2 separate regions of the Homo sapiens genome follow, and region 2 is linked to region 1. A link is an interaction called in ENCODE POLR2A ChIA-PET data of the cell type or tissue named here. Cell type or tissue: MCF 10A. All regions are shown on one strand. Each heading gives the region's core, and the rest is flanking DNA. Links, peaks and the distances in the headings are about the cores only.

What was found. Peaks named below come from ENCODE experiments on the same cell type or tissue, not always from the same donor. Only the 100,000 strongest peaks of a DNase experiment are listed, where the experiment ranks them.
Region 2: POLR2A ChIA-PET joins it to region 1 with 13 read pairs; 9 of 35 experiments call an interaction of 5 or more read pairs at or near these places.

What each region holds. Positions count from the first base shown.
Region 1 is chr17:59,204,281-59,213,079 of GRCh38, reverse strand. PRR11 (proline rich 11) reads right to left here. Exons shown (of 10, transcript NM_018304.4): 10 at 6,371-8,799. It overlaps SMG8 (SMG8 nonsense mediated mRNA decay factor), which reads right to left and starts at 3,045. Exons shown (of 4, transcript NM_018149.7): 1 at 1,270-3,045; 2 at 594-739; 3 at 1-351. The coding sequence starts at 3,028. RefSeq lists an enhancer at 3,167-3,236. In MCF 10A, for the core only: no CTCF peak of the experiment used is centred there; a DNase peak (open chromatin) is centred at 3,079.
Region 2 is chr17:59,087,031-59,100,533 of GRCh38, reverse strand. TRIM37 (tripartite motif containing 37) reads left to right here. Exons shown (of 24, transcript NM_015294.6): 3 at 9,194-9,234; 4 at 12,127-12,243. Among named protein-coding and RNA genes, the nearest start is that of TRIM37, 13 kb to the left of the region's middle. In MCF 10A, for the core only: no CTCF peak of the experiment used is centred there; a DNase peak (open chromatin) is centred at 6,563.

The DNA.
Region 1 (8,799 bases), core at 1-8,000:
ATGTAGCATGCCTGGGAGATACTCAACTGTGGATGCCTGTCGATCAACGAAGTTTGGCCTCTTCTCAGTTTTCACTTCTACTTGACCATGAACTTCTGGATTATCTCCTCCTGCTTGTGGATCAGCTGGATAGGTACCTAAGCTATCTGTGGATTGGCCCAAACTCAAAGCTAAACTCAGGCTCGTGCTCTCTCCTTGGGTTTGAGGTTCTTTTTCTTTAAGTTTATCAGCATCCGAATCTGGAGGAGCAGGAGAGGATTCATTTTTAGCAGGAGCAGGATCTGGAGTACTTGGTTCAAATACTGGGAAATTGATATGATCCAATTTTCCACAACACTTTTCTTCCAGAAGCTATAGAGGGTAAGAAAAAAAATCCAGTAAGTTTTTCATTTTAAATAATATTCTTCATTCTAACAAGATCAATAATTGATGTGTAAGTAAATATGTACACATAAAGAATTTGCTCCTGTTTATATATTATACTGCAGTTGCATTTGCTTTTCTACTTACTCTGCTATTGAAAATATGTTTTTACTCAGATGATATTTAACAAAAAAAGACAGAAGAGGAAGAAGAAAAAATTCAGAGTCTACCTGATAGAAGTCATAATTGGCTGCTTTGATATCAAAGGGATCATCTCGAGGTGCTTGTTTCCTTCCACAGTTGCAAGCACCAGTAGATCGAGCTCGGCTATTGTGATATAGCACAGGCGGATTTCTATCAGCCTCTGGTTTTTCTCCTGGAAAATATAACAGCCACTATTAATTTCATAAACACAATGTGCGAATTTACTTTGCATTCTACAACATCTAACCCCACAAACAAAAACCTTACCTAAATACACATAACAGAAGAAGCAAGTGAAAGTATATAAAATACTTTATATTATAAATGTAAAGTTTAGAGTTTTTAAGTGAATTTTTCCTCCTGCTACCATTATCATGTACCATCATCTAACATAACATTCATTTTAGTTCTACAAATCCTCCAAGGCAAAGTGTTAATATGAGATGTCTGAAATTTTATACTACTTAATAATTCTCACTTACCAATTCACTAGGACGTATCCTTTAAATGAAAAAAAATAAGAAAGTAGTCATAGCTGATATTTTCCTTTTACAGCAGGAGAGAAAACGTATAGCTGATGCACCTAAATTTCTGTAGGGCTCTTTCTAAAATATCAATACATAGTGAACAGACTATCTTAAAACAAGAATGAAAACACAGCTCAAAGTTTTTATTTCAAAATGCTGAACAAATTTTAGCTACCTGATTTAGGTAATGAGTGAAATTTGTGCACACAGTGTTGATCAGTTAAACTCCTCTCCTCACAGAGCTGATGGCCATTGCTCCAAAATTTGTAGCAGTCCTCATGTAACTGCATGGCGTATTTGTGAAATGCTGGACCTCTAGCATGTTGACTGTACACTCGAAGAGCCTGGGCAAGCTGATTCTTATGGACAGTCATTGTGTAATTATGAGGCAAATTTGACTGGTAGGCACTGTGGGCCATGGGTAAAGCTTTTTGGCATCGGTTTTCTGAGAATTTTGTGTCAATATCCAAAAATCCTTCCAAGACTTTAATACTGCTTAAAATCTTAGATGTTAGCTCTCCAGTGGGTGACCCCAAGTCCTCTTCTTTCCCATCAATAGCCACCTCATACAGTTTTGAAGCTGCTGAGATCCACTTCTGATAAGTAGGAAGTTCAAAATGGGAAGGCTGTGGGTTCCTGCCCACACTGTCATCGAAACCTTTCTTGCTTAGAACTAGCTCCACATGCTGCCATAGGAATTCCCGAAGAGTGAAATCCACTAGCTGGCCTGAAGAACTGGAACTGCTGCTGTCAATGTGAAAGGAAAGTTGTTGTCGGCTGTGCTGCCTCATCACCTGGTATCGCCTAGGCCCAGAAAGGGGTGCAGGCACCAGCAAAGATTCCGGGTCCTTCACAGTACAATGACTCCTAAGTTGGTCCAGCAACATACCTACTGGGTCCTCCTCCTGGCTTCCCGGTACTATGTACACGAAAGCTTGGTTGGCAGGCACAGTAAAGAGGCAGTTGATGCTCTGATTAGTCAAGACACGACTCTTCCGGAAGATTCTATAGATCTGGTCCTCCAGGGCATGCTGCAGCCTCCTTTTGGGAGAATGTTTCTTGGGCTTGTCTGGATGAGCTGGGTCTTGGTTCCGAGGAGGTTCTACCTTGAGGGCTCCATTGAGTTGAAAGAGGAAAAGGAGTCTAGGTGGGCAAGGTCGGCAGTTTAGCTTCCAGTCTTTGCCAACTGGACAATCCTTAATGGCTGTTTTAAGGAGCGGCAGGACCTTCTGTCTCAGCCCATCCAGGGCTCTGAATACTCGATCATAAGTGATATCAAAGGAACAAGTGGGATGGACCAGAAGCAAGATATGACAGACAGAGAATAGGTAAAGGAGACTGAGGCACTGCAGCTTCTCTTGATGCTTCCAGAACTCGTGTGCTTCTGCATGAGGTAAAGAGAGTCCACCTCCAGCTTCCCCGCTCTGAAGAGCCCGACAAGCCCGGAGAAGCTGTGAATTGTCACAGATGGAGGTGAGGAGAAGATACAGAACTTTGCTTTCCTGACTGTAGTAGGCCTGCAGAAGGCTGTAGTCCTGGGAGCCTGCCTCAGTTCGGTTACCTTCCGCGACAGCTCCACTTCCCCGAACTGAACCCCCGGCTGCAGCCCCAGGGTCCTCGGCTCCACCGGCCTCACCCACGGCGCCAGCCTCAGTTCTGATTCCAGGTCCTGGATCCCCAGGATCTTGGTGGCGAAAGAGAGGAAAGACCTGTCGGTCGCACACCGTATTCACAAGAGAGAACTTCTCGGAATTCAGGCGTAGAGCCGTCTTGCCGAAGATTCCCACAACGCAGATCTCATCCTCCCGCCATGGAGGCTCCGGTCCGCCAGCCGCGCTCCCTCCGCCCTCAGTAGGGGACCCTCCGGGACTTTCAGAGCCCATCCAGGCTGATGCTCCCATTAGAAGGTCTCGCAAGCTCACGGGACCAGCCATAGTGCAGAGCGTTCTCTAGAGTCCTTCCGGTCCGTTAGTAAAACCGACCGGCTTTCGTCCAATTTTGAAATCCTTCCTCCGCTTCTTCAGTTCCTGCTTTCCCGTCACTTGAGTTCCGCCTCCTCTTCTCCTCTCCTAGTTTGTTTCCTCAACTGTAGGAATTGAGATATCAAAAACAAAAAACAAAAAAACAAAACAAAACTGGGACTACTGCGGTGGCTCACGCCTGTAATCCTAGCACTTTGGGAGGCCAAGGCGGGCGGATCACCTGAAGTCAGGAGTTCGAGACCAGGCTGGCCAACATGGTGAAACCCCATCTCTACTAAAAATACGAAAATTAGCCGGGCGTGGTGGCGGGCGCCTGTAATCCCAGCTACTCGGGAGGCTGAGGCAGGACAATCGCTTGAACCCGGGAGGCGGAAGTTGCAGTGAACCGAGATCACACCATTGCACTCCAGCCTGGGCAACAAGAGCGAAAACCGTCTAAAAAAAAAAAAAAAAAAAAAAAAAAAAGCAAAAATTAGGCGTGGTGGCGCATACCTGTAGTTCCAGCTGCTCAGGAGGCTGAGGCAGGAGAATTGCTCGAACCAGGAGGTGGAGGTTGCAGTGAGCCGAGATCACCCCGCTGCACTCCAGCCTGGGCGACAGAGTGAGACTCCGTCTCAAAAAAAAAAAAAATTGCGAAATATCTTTGTATGTAAATTATAACTTGCAGAACCTCTCTAACTAGAAGGCATATTGACAAATAGCTGCCAGGATAAAACTTACAACCAGATTTAAATGTATAATTATAACGTTTATTATTCTGGGGTTTTGTAAAAAATAAAAATCTTTGAATCTAAAAAAATTATCTATAGCACTATACAATAACATGACTGAATCTTTAAAATAAATGTTGATTGAAAGAAATCAGAAACAAAAGTGTATATACCCTATAATTCTATTTTTTTTTTTTTTTTTTTTTTTTTTTGGAGATGCAGTCTTGCTCTGTGGCCAGGCTAGAGTTCAGTGGCGCGATCTCGACTCACTGCAACCTCCGGCTCCCCGGTGCAAGTGATTCTCTTGCCTCAGCCTCCCAAGTAGCTGGGATTACAGGTGCGTGAGACCACACCCAGCTAACTTTTGTATTTTTAATAGAGACAGGATTTCACCATGTTGGCCAGGATAGTCTCAATCTCCTGATCTCATGATCTGCCCGCCTCGGCCTCCCAAAGTGGTGGGATTACAGGCGAGAGCCACTGCGCCAGGCCTGATTTTATTTCTATAGAGTTCAAAAGCAAGCAAAATAAACCATTGCATTTAGGGGTGTGTTCTTACTAAAAGCAAGGAAATATTTATTGTACCAAGTAGGTCAGTGATTACTTAGTGAGGGAAGGGATTATGATATAATATATATATTATATATATACATAATAATATATATTACACATATACATAATAATATATATTATATATATACATAATAATATATATTATATATATTTTGAGACAGAGTCTTGCTCTGTTGCCCAGAGTGGAGTACAGTGGTGCAATCTAAGCTCACTGCAAACTCCACCTCCCAGGTTCAAGTGATTCTACTGCCTCAGCCTCCCAAGGAGCTGGGATTACAGGTGCACCACCATGGGCGGCTAATTTTTGTATTTTTAGTAGAGATGGTGTTTCACCATGTTGGCCAGGCTGGTCTCGAACTCCCGACCTCACATCATCCACCCACCTCGGCCTCCCAAAGTGCTGGGATTACAGGTGTCAGCCACCACACCTCGCCTCCGGCCTAAAATTTTTTTTTTTTTTTTTTGTGAGACAGAGTCTCACTCTGTCACCCAGGCTGAAGTGCAGTGGTGCTATCTGGGATCACGGCAACCTCCATCTCCTATTCCCTGTCTCCGTCTCCTCAAGCAATTCTTCTGCCTCAGCCTCCCAAGTAGCTGGGATTACAAGCACGTACCACCACGCCCACCTAAACTTGTATTTTTAGTAGAGATGGGGTTTCCCCACGTTAGCCAGGCTGGTCTCGAACTTCCAACCCCAGGTGATCTGCCCACCCCGGCCTCCCAAAGTGCTGGGATTATAGGTTTGAGCCATCACGCTCGGCATTGATTTTTTAATTCATATATTTTCTATACTTACTATATACTTTTTTGTTTTTTTGAGACAGAGTCTCACTCTGTTGCCCAGGCTGGAGTGCAGTGGCGTGATCTCAGCTCCCTGCAAGCTCTGCCTCCCGGGTTCATGCCATTCTCCTGCCTCAGCCTCCCAAGTAGCTGGGACTACAGGCGCCTGCCACCACGCCCGGCTAATTTTTTGTATTTTTAGTAGAGACCAGGTTTCACCGTGTTAGCCAGGATGGTCTTGATCTTCTGACCTCATGATCCACCTGCCTTGGGCTCCCAAAGTGCTGGGATTACAGGCGTGAGCCACTGCGCCCGGCCAATATATACTTTTCTATAGGTATTATTATTTCTAGTTAAAAAAAAAGGTTAAAAAGGGAAAAACCAAAACTTTTATTAATCTTTATTTAAAGATGCAAGGTAGAACACATTTTAACACTGTACAATGGCAGTAGCAGCTTTGCAAATGTTTATCTATATGGACTTTTTTTTCCTGCCTGGCTTCGTTATATAGCAAAGCATTTTTCTTTTTTCTTTCTTTTTTTTTTTTTTTTTTTTTTGAGACAGCATCTTGCTCTGTCACCCAGCAGGCTGGAGTGCAGGTGGTATGAACACTGCTCGCTGGAGCCTCAACCTCCTGGACTCAAGTGATTCTCCCACCTCAGTCTCCCGAGTAGCTGGGACTACAGGCACATGCCACCATGCCCGGCTAATTTTTTGTTTTTTGTAGAGACAGGGTCTTGCAATGTTGCCCATACTGGTTTCAAACTCTTGGCCTCAAGTGATCCTCCCACCTCAGCCTCCCAAAGTGCTGGGATTACAGGTGTGAGCCACTGTGCCTGGCCCCCAAGCCTATAATTTTTTAATTTATATATTTTTCTATACTTAACATATACTTTTTTTTTTTTTGAGACAGTTTCGCTCTTGTTGCTCAAGCTGGAGTACAATGGGGCGATCTCGGCTCACTGCAACCTTTGCCTCCCAGGTTCAAGCCATTCTGGCTCAGCCTTCCCAGTAGCTGGGATTACAGGTGTCTGCCACTATGCCCGGCTAATTTTTGTATTTTTAGTAGAGACAGGGTTTCACCATGTTGGCCAGACTGGTCTCGAACTCTTGACCTCAGGTGATCTGCCTGCCTCGGCCTCCCAAAGTGCTGGGATTATAGGCATGAGCCACCGCACCCGGCCAACATTTACTTTTCTATAGGTATTATATTTCTAGTTTAAAAAGAAGGTTAGAAAGAGAAAAACCAAAACTTTTATTAATCTTTATTTTAAAACATAACCAGATGCACCTTGGTTGTTTACATTCTCTGGTTGCCATTCAGTCTCAAAGTAAACACTGGGAGCATATGATAAATCGTAGTTTAAGGAAGCCATAGCACTTACAGAGTTCTCAAATGGTTACAATATAAAATCTGTCATAAAAATCAGTAAAAGATGCAAGGTAGAACACATTTTAACACTGGTACAATGGCAGTAGCAGCTTTGCAAATGTTTGTCTATATGATTTCCACAGGACTTTTTTTTTTTGCCTGGCCTCATTATGTAGCAAAGCATTTTTTCTTTTCTTTTTGAGATGGAGTCTTGCTCTGTTACCCAGCAGGCTGGAGTGCAGTGGTATAAACACAGCTCACTGCAGCCTCAACCTCCCGGGCTCAAGTGATTCTTCCACCTCAGTCTCCTGAGTAGCTGGGACTACAGGCACACATCACCGCTCCCGGCTAATTTTTCGTTTTTTGTAGAGTTGGGGTCTTGCAGTGTTGCCCAGGCTTGTTTTGAACTCTTGGCCTCAAGCGAACCTCCTGCCTTAGCCTCCCAAAGTGCTAGGATTATAGGTGTGAGCCACTGCACTGGGCCATAAAGCATTTTTCTTTTTCTTTCTTTTTTTTTTGAGACAAGGTCTCACTCTGTTGCCCAGACTGTAGTGCAGTAGTGTGATCTCAGCTCACTGCAACCTCCACTTCCATCGTTCAAGTGATTCTCACGCCTCAGTCTTCTGAGAAGCTGAGACTATAGGCACATGCCACCACACCCAGATAATTTTTATATATTTTTTTTGGTAGAGACGGGGTTTCACCATGTTGGCCAGGCTGGTCTCAAACTCCTGACCTCAAGTGATACACCCACCTCGGCCTCCCAAAGTGCTGGGATTACAGGTGTGAGCCACTGTGCCTGGCCCCCAAGCCTATAATTTTTTAATTTATATATTTTTCTATACTTAACATATACTTTTTTTTTTTTTTTGAGACAGTTTCGCTCTTGTTGCTCAAGCTGGAGTGCAATGGGGCGATCTCGGCTCACTGCAACCTCTGCCTCCCAGGTTCAAGCCATTCTGGCTCAGCCTTCCCAGTAGCTGGGATTACAGGTGTCTGCCACTATGCCCGGCTAATTTTTGTATTTTTAGTAGAGACAGGGTTTCACCATGTTGGCCAGACTGGTCTCGAACTCTTGACCTCAGGTGATCTGCCTGCCTCGGCCTCCCAAAGTGCTGGGATTATAGGCATGAGCCACCGCACCCGGCCAACATTTACTTTTCTATAGGTATTATATTTCTAGTTTAAAAAGAAGGTTAGAAAGAGAAAAACCAAAACTTTTATTAATCTTTATTTTAAAACATAACCAGATGCACCTTGGTTGTTTACATTCTCTGGTTGCCATTCAGTCTCAAAGTAAACACCGGGAGCATATGATAAATCGTAGTTTAAGGAAGCCATAGCACTTACAGAGTTCTCGAATGGTTACAATATAAAATCTGTCATAAAAATCAGTAAAAGATGCAAGGTAGAACACAGTTTAACACTGGTACAATGGCAGTAGCAGCTTTGCAAATGTTTGTCTATATGATTTCCACAGGACTTTTTTTTTTTTGCCTGGCCTCATTATGTAGCAAAGCATTTTTTCTTTTCTTTTTGAGATGGAGTCTTGCTCTGTTACCCAGCAGGCTGGAGTGCAGTGGTATAAACACAGCTCACTGCAGCCTCAACCTCCCAGGCTCAAGTGATTCTCCCACCTCAGTCTCCTGAGTAGCTGGGACTACAGGCACACATCACCGCTCCCGGCTAATTTTTCGTTTTTTGTAGAGTTGGGGTCTTGCAATGTTGCCCAGGCTTGTTTTGAACTCTTGGCCTCAAGCAATCCTCCTGCCTTAGCCTCCCAAAGTGCTAGGATTATAGGTGTGAGCCACTGCACTGGGCCATAAAGCATTTTTTCTTTCTTTCTTTCTTTTTTTTTTTTTTGACACAGGGTCTCACTCTGTTGTCCAGACTGGAGTGGAGTGGTGTGATCTTGGCTCACTGCAACCTTCACCTCCAGGATGCACATAATTCTCGTGCTTTAGCTTCCTGAGTAGCTGGGGCTATAGGCACATGCCACCACGCCTGGATAATTTTTATTTTTATTTTTGGTAGAGACGGGGTTTCACCATGTTGGCCAGGCTGGTCTCAAACGTCTGACCTCAAGTGTTTTGCCCGCCTCAGCCTCCCAAAGTGCTGGGATTACAGGCGTGAGCCACTGTGCCAGGCCTTTTTTTTTTTTTTTTTTTTTTTTGAGGCAGGGTCTGGCTCTGTTGCCCAGGATGGAATACAGTGGCACAATCTCAGCTCACTGCAACCTCTACCTCCGGGGCCCAAACCATCCTCCCACCTCAGCCTCACAAGTAGCT
Region 2 (13,503 bases), core at 2,153-10,152, 110 kb after region 1:
GATAAGTTTGCATGTTTTGGAATTTTATACAAATGAAAATCATACAATATGTACTCTTACGGATCTGGCTTTTTTTCACTCAGCAAAAATACTGTATGTATCAGTAGTATTCCTTTTTATTGCTAAGTAGTATTCCATTGTATGTATTTACCACAATTTGTTTATGCATTCACCTGTTGATGGGCATATGGCATGTTTACAGTTTTTGCTATTACAGTGAAAATTGCTGCGAACATTCGTGTACAAGAAGCTTTCTTTTCTCTTGGGTAAATAATTAGTAATGGAACGGATAGAGATTATGTGGTAGATGTGTGTTTAACATTTTGAAAATTGCCAAGCTATTTTCTAAAATACTTGTATCTGGGAGCTAAACAATGAGCATACATGGACATAAAGGGGGAAATGCTAGACACTGGGGACTTCAAAAGAGGGAGAGGAGGAGAGGGATGAAGGTTAAATTAAAAAAAGGATTGGGAGGCCGAAGTGGATGGATCACCTGAATTCGGGAGTTCGAGACCAGCTTGACCAACATGGAGAACTCTGTCTCTACCAAAAATACAAAATTAGCCAGGCCTGGTGGTACATGTCTGTAATCCCAGCTCCTTGGGAGCCTGAGGCAGGAGAATCACTTGAATCCAGAAGGCGGAGGTTGTGGTGAGCCGAGATCGCACCATTGCACTCCAGCCTGGGCAACAAGAGCGAAACTCTGTCTCAAAAAGAAAAAAAAGGAAATAGTTTTATAATTTTACATTCTCACCAGAAGTTTATGAGAGTTCCAATTCCTCCACATTAATGCTAACAGTTGGTGTGTTCGGTTTTGTGAATTTTAGCCATTCTCAGGGACGTGTAGCCATTCTTACAGGTATCTCCTTGTTTTAGTTAGCGTTTCTCTGTTGAGTAATGATGTTAGCATCTTTTCCAGGAGTTATTTACCATCCATATGTTGTCTTTGGTAAGGGGTCTGTTCAGTGCCCCCCATTTTGTGCTAAAATAAATATAACAAAATTTTCCATTTTACCCATATTTAAGGGTACAGTTCGGTGTCTTTAATTACATTCATAATGTTATACAACCATATCACTATTTCCAAAATCTTTCATCACCCCAAACAGAAAGTCTGTACCCATTAAAAAAAAAGAAAAAAGAAAATAAACATAAGTAAACATAGAAAAGGTATATTAAAAATACAGTATAAAAGATAAAAAATGGTACACCTATGTAGGGCAGCTCCATTCTAATCTTACGAGACTACTGTAGTATATGCGGTCCATCATTTACCGAAACATCTTTATGTGACACATGGCTATATACCACTTTTTGTTTATCCTTTTTCTTAAGTTTTTTTGTTTTTTGAGACAGAGCCTCGCTCTGTCGCCAGGCTGGAGTGCAATCGTGCGATCTCGGCTCACCACACCCTCCACCTCCGAGGTTCAAGCGAGTCTGCTGCCTCAGCCTCCCGAGTAGCTGGGACTACAGGTGTGCGCCAGTACACCCAGCTAATTTTTGTATTTTTAGTAGAGATGGGGTTTCACCATGTTGGCCAGGATGGTGTCGATCTCTTGACCTGGTGATCCACCCTCCTTGGCCTCCCAAAGTGCTGGGATTACAGGCGTTGAGCCACCGCGCCTAGCCTATTTATCCATTTTTATCTCTTGATGGACACTTGGGTTGTTTTCACTTTTTGGATATTGGATATTGTTAATAGTTCTGTTGTTAACAATTATCTGTTTGAGTTCCTGCTTTCATTTCTTTTGAATATATATCTAGAAGTGAAATTGCTGGGTCATATGGTATTCTGTTAATTTTTTTTTAATTGTGGTAAAATATACCTAATGTAAAATTAGCCTTTTTTTTTTTTTTTTTTTAAATGAGACAGTGTCTCACTCTGTTGCCCACGTTGGAGCACAGTGACACAATCATGGCTCACTGCAGCCTCAATCTCTTGGGCTCAAGCAGTTGGCCTGCTTCACACTCTTGAGTAGCTGGGACCACAAGTGTGTGCCATCGTGCCTGGCTAATTTTTTTATTTTTTGTAGAGACAGGGTTTTACTTTGTTGCCAAAGCTGGCCTCAAACTCCTGGGCTCAAGTGATCTGCCTGCCTTGGCCTCCCAAGTGCTAGGATTACAGATGTGAGCCACTTGGCCCAGCCAAATTTGCAATTTTAACTGTATTTTTAAGTGTACTGTTTAGCGGCATTAAGTACATTCACATTGTTGTGCAGCCATCACCACTATCCACCTTTAGTACTTTTTCATCATCCCAAACTGAAACTCTGTACTTGATAAACAATAAATTCTCATTATTCTCTTCCCCCTAGCCCCTGTTAACCACTATTCTACCTTCTGTCTTTACATTGACTATTCTAAGTACATCATATAAATGGAATCATAAAATATTTTTGTTTATTTCTACCTCTCTATTCTGTTCTATTAGTCTCTATTTCTGTTCTTATGGTAGTACCACACTGTTTTGATTACTGTAGCTTTGTAGTAAGTTTTGAAATTAGGAAGTGTGAGTCCTCCAACTTTTTCAAGATAGTTTTGACTATTTGGCATCCCTTGAGATTCCATGTGAATTTTAAATGCAGTTTTCTACCAATATAAAAAGTACCATTGGAGTTTTAGTAGGGATTACATTGATTCTGTACATGCCTTTGAGTAATATTGCTGTCTTAACAATATTAAATCTTATGATCCTTGAACATGGGTGTCTTTCCATTTATTTAGGACTTCTTTAACTTCTTTGAGCAGTGTATTGTAGTTTTGCACGTATAAGTCTTTCTTTTTGTTTTTTATTGTTTTGAGACAGGATCTCACTGTCACCCAGGCTGGAGTGCAGTGATGCGATCATGGCTCACTGCAGCCTCAACTTCCTGGGTTCAAGAGACCCTCTTGTCTTGGCCTCCCAATGCTGGGATTATAGGTGTGAGCCACCACACTCAGCCTCCATGTATGTCTTTCAAATTCTTGGTTTTTTTTTTCCCTAAGCATTTTATTCCTTTTGATGCTGTTGCAAATGTGTTATTTTCTTAATTTCGTTTTTAGATTGTTCATTGCAAGCTTATAGAAATGCCAGTGTTTTTTGTGTGTTTGTCTCCTGTAACTGTTGTGTTTATTAGCTTTAACAATATTTTGTGGACTCTTTAGGGATTTTTACAGATAAGATCATGTCATCTGCAAAAAGATAATTTCACTTCTTTTTTAATTAGGATACTTTTTATTTCTTTATCTTGCCTAAGTACTCTGGCTGGAATTTTTAGTACCTGTATTATGTCAAATAGAAATGGTAAAAGCTGGCATCCTTGTCTTTTTCCTGATCTTAAGGGGAATTTTTCCTGATCTTAAGGGGAAGAGTTTTTAGCCTTTGAATCGTTGACTATGATTTTTATGAGTTTTTATATATGGCCTTTATCAAGTTGAGGAAGTTCCCTTCTATTTCTATTGAGTATTTTTATCATGAAAGGATATTGGATTTTGTCAGATGCCTTTTCTGCATCAATTGAGATGATCATAGTGGGGGTTTTCCATGAAGTGGTTTATTACATTGAATGATTTTTGTAGTTGAATCATCTTTCTATTCTAGGAATAAATCCCACTTGGCCACAGTGTATAATTTTTTAAATAGTCTGTTGAATTAGTTTTATTGGGATTTTGTTGAGGATTTCCCTAGCACAATTTCTCTAGTAAATATCTTAAACTCCCAGACCACATATACATTAAAATTTTTCATATAGCATTATGAATGAGGATGCACAGTACATGTCAATAATGATATCTCTGATTATATTCTGAAGAAATGGAAGGAATTTAATAAATACTTATATTTTTAATTAATTTCAAATGCAGGATTAGGCATTGGAAATAGTATTTAATCAATCATGAGCCCATGATCTAAGATTTTTAATAATTGCTGTAATTAATGTTTCTTAAAGACCTTGTTTTCTGTTACAAAGTTGGTTTTTTTTTTTTTGTTTTTTTTTTTTTGAGACAGAGTCTCACTGTCACCCAGGCTGTAGTGCAGTGGCACGATCTTGGCTCATTGCAACCTCTGCCTCCTGGGTTCAAGCGATTCTCCTGCCTCAGCCTCCCGAGTAGCTGGGATTACAGGCACCCACCACCATGCCTGGCTAATTTTTATATTTTTAGTAGAGGCGGGGTTTCACCATGTTGGCCAGGCTGGTCTCGAACTCCTGACTCCAGGTGATCCACCCACCTCGGCCTCCCAAAGTATTGAGATTACAGGCGTGAGCCACTGTGCCCGGCTGATGTTTTTTTTTTAAACTCTCTTTTTTTGGTCTCCTGTTACACTAACAGTAATTTTATTTACCATCTGGCTTATTTAGTTCTGTATGCTAGATAATTAATATATACAATCTTTATGATAATTACTCATTCTTACAGGTTTTTGGAAATGAACAAAAGGACAGCTTTTCCCTTTCTTTGGTAGACATACCATAAGAAGTGGACTTTTGTTATAGTTTAGTGGTATAGATGTTTGTAAGAAACTATTTTAGTCTGGGCACAGTGGCTCATGCCTGTAGTCCCAGCACGTTGGGAGGCCCAAAGATGGAGGATTGTTTGAGCCCAGGACTTCAAGACCAGGCTGAGCAACATGGCAAGATCCCATCTCTGCAAAAAAAATTAAAAAATTAGCTGGATGTGGTGGGCACACCTGTAGCCTCAGCTACTTCAGAGGGTCAGGTGGGAGGACCTCTTGAGATGAAGAGGTTGAGGCTGCAGTGAGCTGTGTTTGGGCCACTGCTCTCCTGCCTGAGTGACAGAGTGAGACTTGTCTCAAAAACAAAAACAACCCCAGAAAGTATTTAGCATGTTTTTGTATGTATATATAGTTTGCCTCAAACAGTACATTAGGGGATGTAAGAAATTTTGTATGCTTTCACAAGGCATCTAAGATCCTCTATGATCGGCCTCCTAGTTTCCTTGCAATTTTGAGCTGTTTGGGAATAAAAGTCCTTTGTTAACAAATTTCCTATTTACTGCCTGTTTTCTCTTATAGCTAAAAGTATTTAAAAGAGTGTTTTCCACTCCATTTCCCTGCAACCTTGCCATCTACTTACCCTTCAACCCATTCTAACTTGGCTTTAGCTCCCTCCACACTACTCACATAGCTCCTGCAAAGTGTAGACTCAGTTTTGCTAAATCCAATGAACCTTTTGTTGGCCTTATCTTTCCTTCTCGGAGCATTCAGCATAAATTACTTCATCTGTTTTTCTTGAAACGTTATCTTTGGTATCTTTGCCATAATAGCTATACCATCTTCCTAGTAACTTCATGGTCTATGGATTTTTTTTTTTTAAGAGACCGAGTCTTGCTCTGTCATCCAGGCTAGAGACAGTGGCATGATCATGGCTCACTGCAGCCCTGACCTCTGGACTCAGTTGATCCTCCCACCTCAGCCTCCTGAGGAGTAGCTGGGACTACAGGCGTGTCCACCATGCCCGGCTAATTTTTAAATTTATTGTAGAGATGGTATCTTGCTATGTGACCCAGGCTGATCTGGAGCTCCTGGCCTTAAGCAATCCTCCCACCTTGGCCTGCCAAAGTGCTGGGATTAAAGGTGTGAGCCACCACACCCGACTGGTCCATGACTTTTAACACTACCTCTAGACTTAAACTTCCCAACTTTATCTTTTCAGTCCTGGCCTTTTCTCTGCCTCCAGTATCTAACTACCTTCATTTGGACTTGTAGTATGCATCTGAAATATATCGTCTCTATAAGAGGTTTTTTTTTGTTTTGTTTTTGTTTTTGTTTTTGTTTTTCACCATGCCAAATCTGTTTCTTTTCCAGTCAGGAACCCAGTTTTTTATCCAAAAACCTAGCTCACCTTAATCTTCCTTTTTCCTCACATCCAGTAGTAATTGAACTATAAATGTTAGCAGCCAGTTTGTTTTTTTTTTAAGATTATCTTAGATACTTAGTATATATTGCTAACAGCTTCTCTCTAACCCTTAGAGCGGTTTTGCAGGGTAGATATGTTGATTCTCTTGTTGCATATGAGGAGACGAGCTCAGTCACTTGTCCAATGTCATGTGGTCCATAAGTGCCAGAGCTGGGAATCAGACACAGATCTGAATACTTTCTAAAGCTTGTGATTCTTCCAGTTTAATGAAGGAGAGAAAATAATTTTTAATTTTAATTTTATTTTATGTTTATGATTTTTTAATTGAATGAGGGGGAATGCTCTAAAGATATTTGTTTAATATTATGCATTAATATTGTACCACTGGTTCTTTGGTTTTGGTTTGAGAGAAACATTGCTTTTCTCAAAGTATTAACATTGTCATATTTATTTTGTAATTAAATTAGATTGTGGAGGCTGAGCAATTTCATGCCTGTATGCCTGTAATCCCAGCACTTTGGGAGGCCCAGGCGGGCAGATCACTTGAGGTCAGAGTTGGAGACTAGCCTGGCCAACGTGGGAAAACCCCATCTCTAATAAAAATACGAAAACCATCTGGGTGTGGCGTCGCATGCCTGTAATCCCAGCTGCTTGAGAGGCTGAGGCATGAGAATTGCTTGAACCCGGGAGGCAGAGGTTGCAGTGAGTTGAGATTGCACCACTGCACTCAAGCCTGGGGGAGGGAGTGAGACTCTGTCTCAAAAAATAAATAAATAAATTAGATTGTGGAATACAAGATAAAAATACCACAAATATTCAGAGAATGTAAAACTCACTATAGCCTGGGAAAGGCAGGAAATTTTATGGACATGATCCAGTGACATTTCTATGAGACGGGATATGGAGGGAGGGACCATATAAGCAAATGCACAGATATATCGACAGTGTTATATAGTGCAGCAGTAAGCCTGTTTTGACTGGGAGGGAGGGAGACATTTAAAATACGATCTGGTTACTCCCTATCATAGTCCCAGTCTTTATAAGTTTTATAGTCTAGCAGGGCAAAGGAGACCAACAAATAAGTCGTCGTAATAAAGTATCTGAAGGGGGAAGTGTAGGTTGCTGTGGTAGAGCATGGCAATTGTATCTAAAATAGTCTGCAGAGTGTCAGGGAAAGCTTTTTGGAGAAAGCAACTTATGAACTGAAATCTAAACAATGAGTAGGAGTAACCCAGATGAAGAAAGGTTTTGAAGAATATCTTAGGCAGAGAGAGGAAACATGTAAAGACATTACCTTGCTGGGTTATAGGGCCAGTTCTGGAGAGGAGTTCATGAGACCAGTTCTGGAGAGGAGCTGTGACTTTAACAGAAGAGTGGCATGGTCATGCCATTGTTTCAGGGGAAGAAACCTGACCCAAATTTCGTTTTTGCCTAGGGACCAAGGTAATAATAATGTTCAAGGTTATTAAGAATGGAGGAATCCTTTTCCATAGGCTTTTTATTTTATTTTTATTTTATTTTTTGAGACAGAATCATGCTCTGTTACACAGGCTGTAGTGCCGTGGCGCTGTCTCGGCTCCCTGCAGCCTCCACCTCCTGGGTTCAAGCAGTTCTCCTGCCTCAGCCTCCTGAGTAGCTGGGACTACATGCTCATGCCACCACACCTGGCTCAATTTGTATTTTTAGTAGAGACGGGATTTCACTATGTTGGCCAGGCTGGTCTCGAACTCCTGACCTCGTGATCCACCCGCCTCAGCCTCCCAAAGTGCTGGGATTACAGGCGTGCTCTGTATGCTTTTTCTTTCAGCTTTATTTTCTTTGCTCTGAAGTACCTTGCTTGCTATCATTTTAAGTCTTTTACTGTCCTTTAAGGTTTCCTTGGGAATTTTATTTCTAAGTTAATTATTTGGCATCAAGTTAAAGCTCATGTTCATTTTAAAAAGTAGAAAGAGATAAACAAATAACAGATATTGGGAGTACGTTGGTGTAGGATCATAGTTATTTACCTCTGAACCTATTTATCAGACAATTAAAACATAAAGTTTTTTTTATTATAAACCTGTTGTTTCCTGAAAACTAGTCAGAAAATCTTAACATCTCCTTTATATGTGGTATAACATTGCTCTCAGTTTCCTAATAAATTATTAATATAATTTTTGGTTTAGTAGAGACATTATTCTCTTCTAAAACCTTTTTATAATTATGAGGAAACCAAGATATCTAGAAGCTTCAATTACTGAACTATGAAACCGTTTTTTTTGTTTTTTTTTTTTTGAGACAGAGTCTTGCTCTGTTGCCCAGGCTAGAGTGCAGTGGCAGGATCTCGGCTCACTGCAACCTCTGCCTCCTTGGTTCAAGCAATTCTCCTGCCTCAGCCTCCCGAGTAGCTGGGATTATGGGCGCCTGCCACCATCACCATGCCTGGCTAATTTTTGTGTTTTTAGTAGAGACGGGGTTTCACCATGTTGGCCAGGCTGGTCTCCATCAGCTGACCTCAGGTGATCTGCCCACCTTGGCCTCCCAAATTGCTGGGATTACAGGCGTGAGACACCGTGCCCAGCCCTGTGAAACTGTTTTAAGACTTAAAAGTTGTGCTGTATTGCTTATTCATTTTTTTCGGTTTAATTTACATGTCTATAATGTATGTAACTCAGAATTAGCTTCCTTTTTTTTTTCGAATTAGCTTTTCAAAAAATAAATTTAGTAGTAAACTAGATAGAAATAAATCATCACTGTGGTTTATTTTTGAGTGCAAAGGAGACAGTGCCATTATTATAAGACAATAATAAGATTATATAGACGTTCCCTGTGAGAATCAGTTAGTCCTGAAATCATTGCTTTTCCTGTGTGAGAGTAGCCTTTTAACAGCTATTTTGTGTTGAGTTTTGTCCCTTCAAAAGTTTATCCCTATGAGGATGACAGTGAGGGAAACAGTAGATTGCCTGTTACTTTTATAAGTATCTCTAAAACTAAGCACTAGAGAGTTAAACCCATTAGATTTGTAGTATTTTATATATATAAATATTATATAATATATTATACATTATTATACATTATATATATATTATATATATAATGTATAATATATTATACATTATATATATTATATATATAATGTATAATATATTATACATTATTATACATTATACATTATATATATATGATATGTTATATAATAATATATTATATATTATATATTATGAATATTATATATTTATATATTATATATATTAAGAATATTATATATATTATATATAAATATAAAATATTAAGTAATATATATATATAGTAATGATGTTTTCTAATCGATATCTAATCTTTTGCCCCCTTAGCGCTGGCTGACAGAGCAGAGAGCTCAATGTCCTCATTGCCGGTAAGTGTTTCCTTACGATTATTTGTGAATTTTGAAAATAGTAAGATCAGAATGTGCCTTGGGATTCATAAAGGCAGTTTTCCTGCAGTCTGCCCATTTCTCTTCTTCGTGAAGATAGTTGAGTAGAAATAAGCAATTTGACTAGAAAAAGAAATGCAGGGACTAATTCATGTGACTTAAAATTACGTTTACTATGTTGTACTCTGCCTCTCAGAAAATCATTGTATAACTTCTTAATTTACCTTTTATAATTAAGCAACAAATTTTTAATGTTTCTGGTTAAAAAATCCAGATAGTTAGGGCATAATTTATCTTTTATAATTAAGCAAAAAATTTTAATGTTTTCTGGTTAAAAAAATCCAGATAGCTTGGCCGGGCACAGTGGCTCGCTCATACCTGTAATCCCAGCACTTTGGGAGGCCAAGGCGGCTGGATCACCTGAGGTCGGGAATTCGACACCAGCCTGGCCAACATAGTGAAACCTTGTCTCTACTAAAAATACAAAAATTAGCTGGGCGTGGTGGCGCGCGACTATAGTCCCAGCTACTCAGGAGGCTGAAGCATGAGAATTGCTTGAACCTAGGAGGTGGAGGTTGGAGTGAGCTGAGATCGTACTGCTGCACTTGAGCCAAGGTCACGCCACTGCACTCCAGCCTGGGCCACAGAGCGAGAGTCTGTCTCAAAAAAATAAAAACAAAAAACAAACAAAAAAATCCAGATGGTAGAGATAAATATAAAATAAAATAAAAAGCCTTCTGATTCTGATACTCCCTACCCTGTCTTCTCACTTAATAATACTTTCAGAAGAAATTGTTGGGTTTGGTATCTATTCTTCTAGACTGTTTTTTGTGCATGTATTTTGTAATGCCCTAATCCAGTATGATTGTGCCTATATTTATATATATATATGCGTATGTGATTCCCATATGCTTTTTCTTAAAATGTACCAATGATATAATATTGTTTTGCAGTTTGCTTTTTCATGTAAAATATGGTAGATATCTTTTCTTGATTGTATGTATACATAAGTCATTTTTTAAAAAAGTGACTGATAATCAGTTTTATGACTATACCTTGATTTATTTATGCCCATATTGAGAGACATTTAGGTTATCTCTACTTTTGGTTTCAAAAAATAATGCTGGAGTGCCATCTGTTAACCATTTTTCTTTTTGTATTCACTTTTCTTTTTATTTTTTTGAGACAGAGTCTCGCTCTGTCGTCCAGGCCGGAGTGCAATGGCGTGATTTCAGCTCACTGCAGCCTCGACCTCCTGGGCTCAGGTGATCCTCCTACCTCAACCTCCTTCCTAACTGGGACCACTGGTGTGTGCTACCATGCCAGCTAATTTTGTTTATTTTTTGTAGAGATGAGATGTCACTGTGTTGGCCAAACTGGTCTCGACTTCCTGGGCTCAAGGGATCCTACCACCTTGACCTCCCGAAGTGCTAGGATTGCAGCGTGAACCACTGTGCCTCGTCCCACCTTTCTTACATTATCTTATAAGACCAGCATTATCAAGTAGAACTTTTTATAATGATGAAAGTGTTCTATGTCTACACTGTCCAGTATGGTAGCCACTAGTTGTGTGTGGCTGTCGATCACTTGAAATGTGTCTAGTGTGGCTATATGATGAAATTTTACTTATTTATTTATTTTTGAGATGGAGTCTCACTCTTTCGCCAGGCTGGGGTGCAGTGGCGCAATCTTGGCTCACTGCAACCTCTGACTCCCTGGTTCAAGTGATTCTCCTGCCTCATCCTCCCAAGTAGCTGGGATTACAGGCACGTGCCACCACGCCCAGCTAATTTTTGTATTTTTAGTAGAGACAGCGTTTCACCATGTTGGCCAGGATGGTCTTGATCTCCTGACCTTGTGATCCACCCGCTGTGGCCTCCCAAACTGCTGGGATTACAGGTGTGAGCCACTGCACCTGGCCAAAATTTTATTTTTATTTAATTTTAACTTAAAAGAGTCACATGTGGCTAGTGGCTATCGTTTTGGACAGCACAGCTGTGGATTTGTGTTTTGTTTTGTTTTGTTTTTGAGACAGGCTCTCACTCTGTTCCCCAGGCTGGAGTGCAGAGGCATGATCTTGGCTCACTGCAGCCTCAATCTCCCTGGCTCATGTGGTCCTCCTACCTCAGCTTCATGGGTAGCTGGGACTGTAGGCACATGCCATTGCACTTGGCTAATTTTTTATAGAGACAGGGTTTCATCATGTTGCCCAGGCTGGTCTCGAACACCTGGGCTCAAGCAATCTACCTGCCTCAGCCTCCCAAAGTGCTGGGATTACAGGCGCGAGCCACTACGCCAACAGTACAGCTTTAGACTCAGAAGTTGAGAATTCAGTCCATATTCTGAATCATATGTTTTTGTTTAGCTTTTTGTTTCTTTTCATAAATGACGTGTTAATGTGGTGAAAATAAGTCACAGATAATATTTTTCATTGTCTTTTTTTTTATTTTTTATTTTTTTAGTTTTAATAGTATTATGGGGCCAGGTAGTGGCTCATACCTGTAATCCTAGTACTTTGGGAGGATCACTGGAGGCCAGGAGTTCAAGACCAGCCTGGGAAATATAGCAAGATTCCCGTCTCTACAAAAAATTTTAAAATTAGCTGGGTTTGATGGTGTGCTGCTGTAGTCCCAGCCACTCAGGAGGCTGAGGCAGGAGGATCGCTTGAGCCTAGGAGGTCAAGGCTACAGTGAACCATGATCATGCATGCCGCTGCATTCCACCCTGGGTCATAGAGTGAGACTCATCTCTTAAAAAAAAAAAATAGTGTTATGGTATGAGTATTATTGTGCTCTCTATTTTGAGAAACGTATTTATTTTATAAAATAATCTCAAATTCCTGAATTAGTGTATGTGTATGGATTTTCTCCCCAGTGCTCCACTCCAGCTACGAGAACTAGTAAATTGTCGTTGGGCAGAAGAAGTAACACAACAGCTTGATACTCTTCAACTCTGCAGTCTCACCAAACATGAAGAAAATGAAAAGGACAAGTATGTCCTCAATTTCTTTGTTCAATATTGAATGGATTTTGCCTTTGTATTGTTTAATGACACTATATTGGTAGTTGCCTTTTAGTTATTTATGAATAAGTAGTGTTATATTTCTTGTTTTTAATTCTTTCAGTCATGCGCTGTTACTGTTAAGTAACATATTCTTATTGTGTTTATTTAACAACAGTTATTTCATGCCATGTATACACAGATACCTCTCGCCCTCCCCTCCCCCCACACAGAAAGTACTTTGCTAGATGATAGGCATACAAAGGTAAATGAGACATGATTTCTGTTAACTGTTTAATGGGGACACAGTGATAATACAGTGTTAAGTCATTTAAGGGACAAGAATGAATAAATGGTCTTATGTTCCATGATTGAAGAATTTTGAACATATCTGGAGAGTTGTTATGGGGAGCAGGTAAAGAAAGGAAAGAGTGATGTGGCAGTGATTGGTTTTTATAGATGAAGAAGCTACAACATGGTTAATTGTAAGGCTTCACTGTCCAGCAATAATAAAATAACTTGAATTAGGTGAGATTCCAGGACCCCTGAATGTTTAGAAATAAAGCCTTGTCACTTTCTGTAGAGTCACAACATGGTAAAGCAAGAGGTTGAAACCTCACAGGTCATTAGAAAAAAATTTATCTGTTTCTTCATTATACTGAGGAAATAGAACCATAGAAATAAGAGAACAGGGTGTGGTGGTGTGCATCTGTAGTCCCAGATACTTGGGAGGCTCAGGCAGGAGGATCTCTTGAGCCCAGAGGATGGCTTAGGTAACATAGCAAGAACCCATCTCTTAAAAAAAGAAAAAAAAAAAAAAAAAGAAAGAGGCTTAATTATGGTAGTATAACACATTAATGCATAATCAGAATTAAAACCTACTATTCGGGCGGGTGTGGTGGCTCATGCCTATAATCTCAGCACTTTGGGAAGCCGAGGTGGGTGGATTACCTGAGGTCAGGAGTTCAAGACCAGCCTGGCCAACATGGAGAACCCTGTCTCTACTAAAAATACAAAAATTAGCTGGGCGTCGTGGTGGACGCCTATAATCCCAGCTACTTGGGGGGCTGAGGCAGGAGAATCGCTTGAGCCCAGGAGGCGTAAGTTGCAGTGAGCCGAGATCGTGCCATTGCATTCCAGCCTGGGTAACGAGCGAGACTCCATCTCCCAAAAAAACAAAAACAAAACCAAAAACCTGCTATTCAAGTTTAACTGGACTTTTAAGGAATTCTGTCACTTGTAGCATTGTAG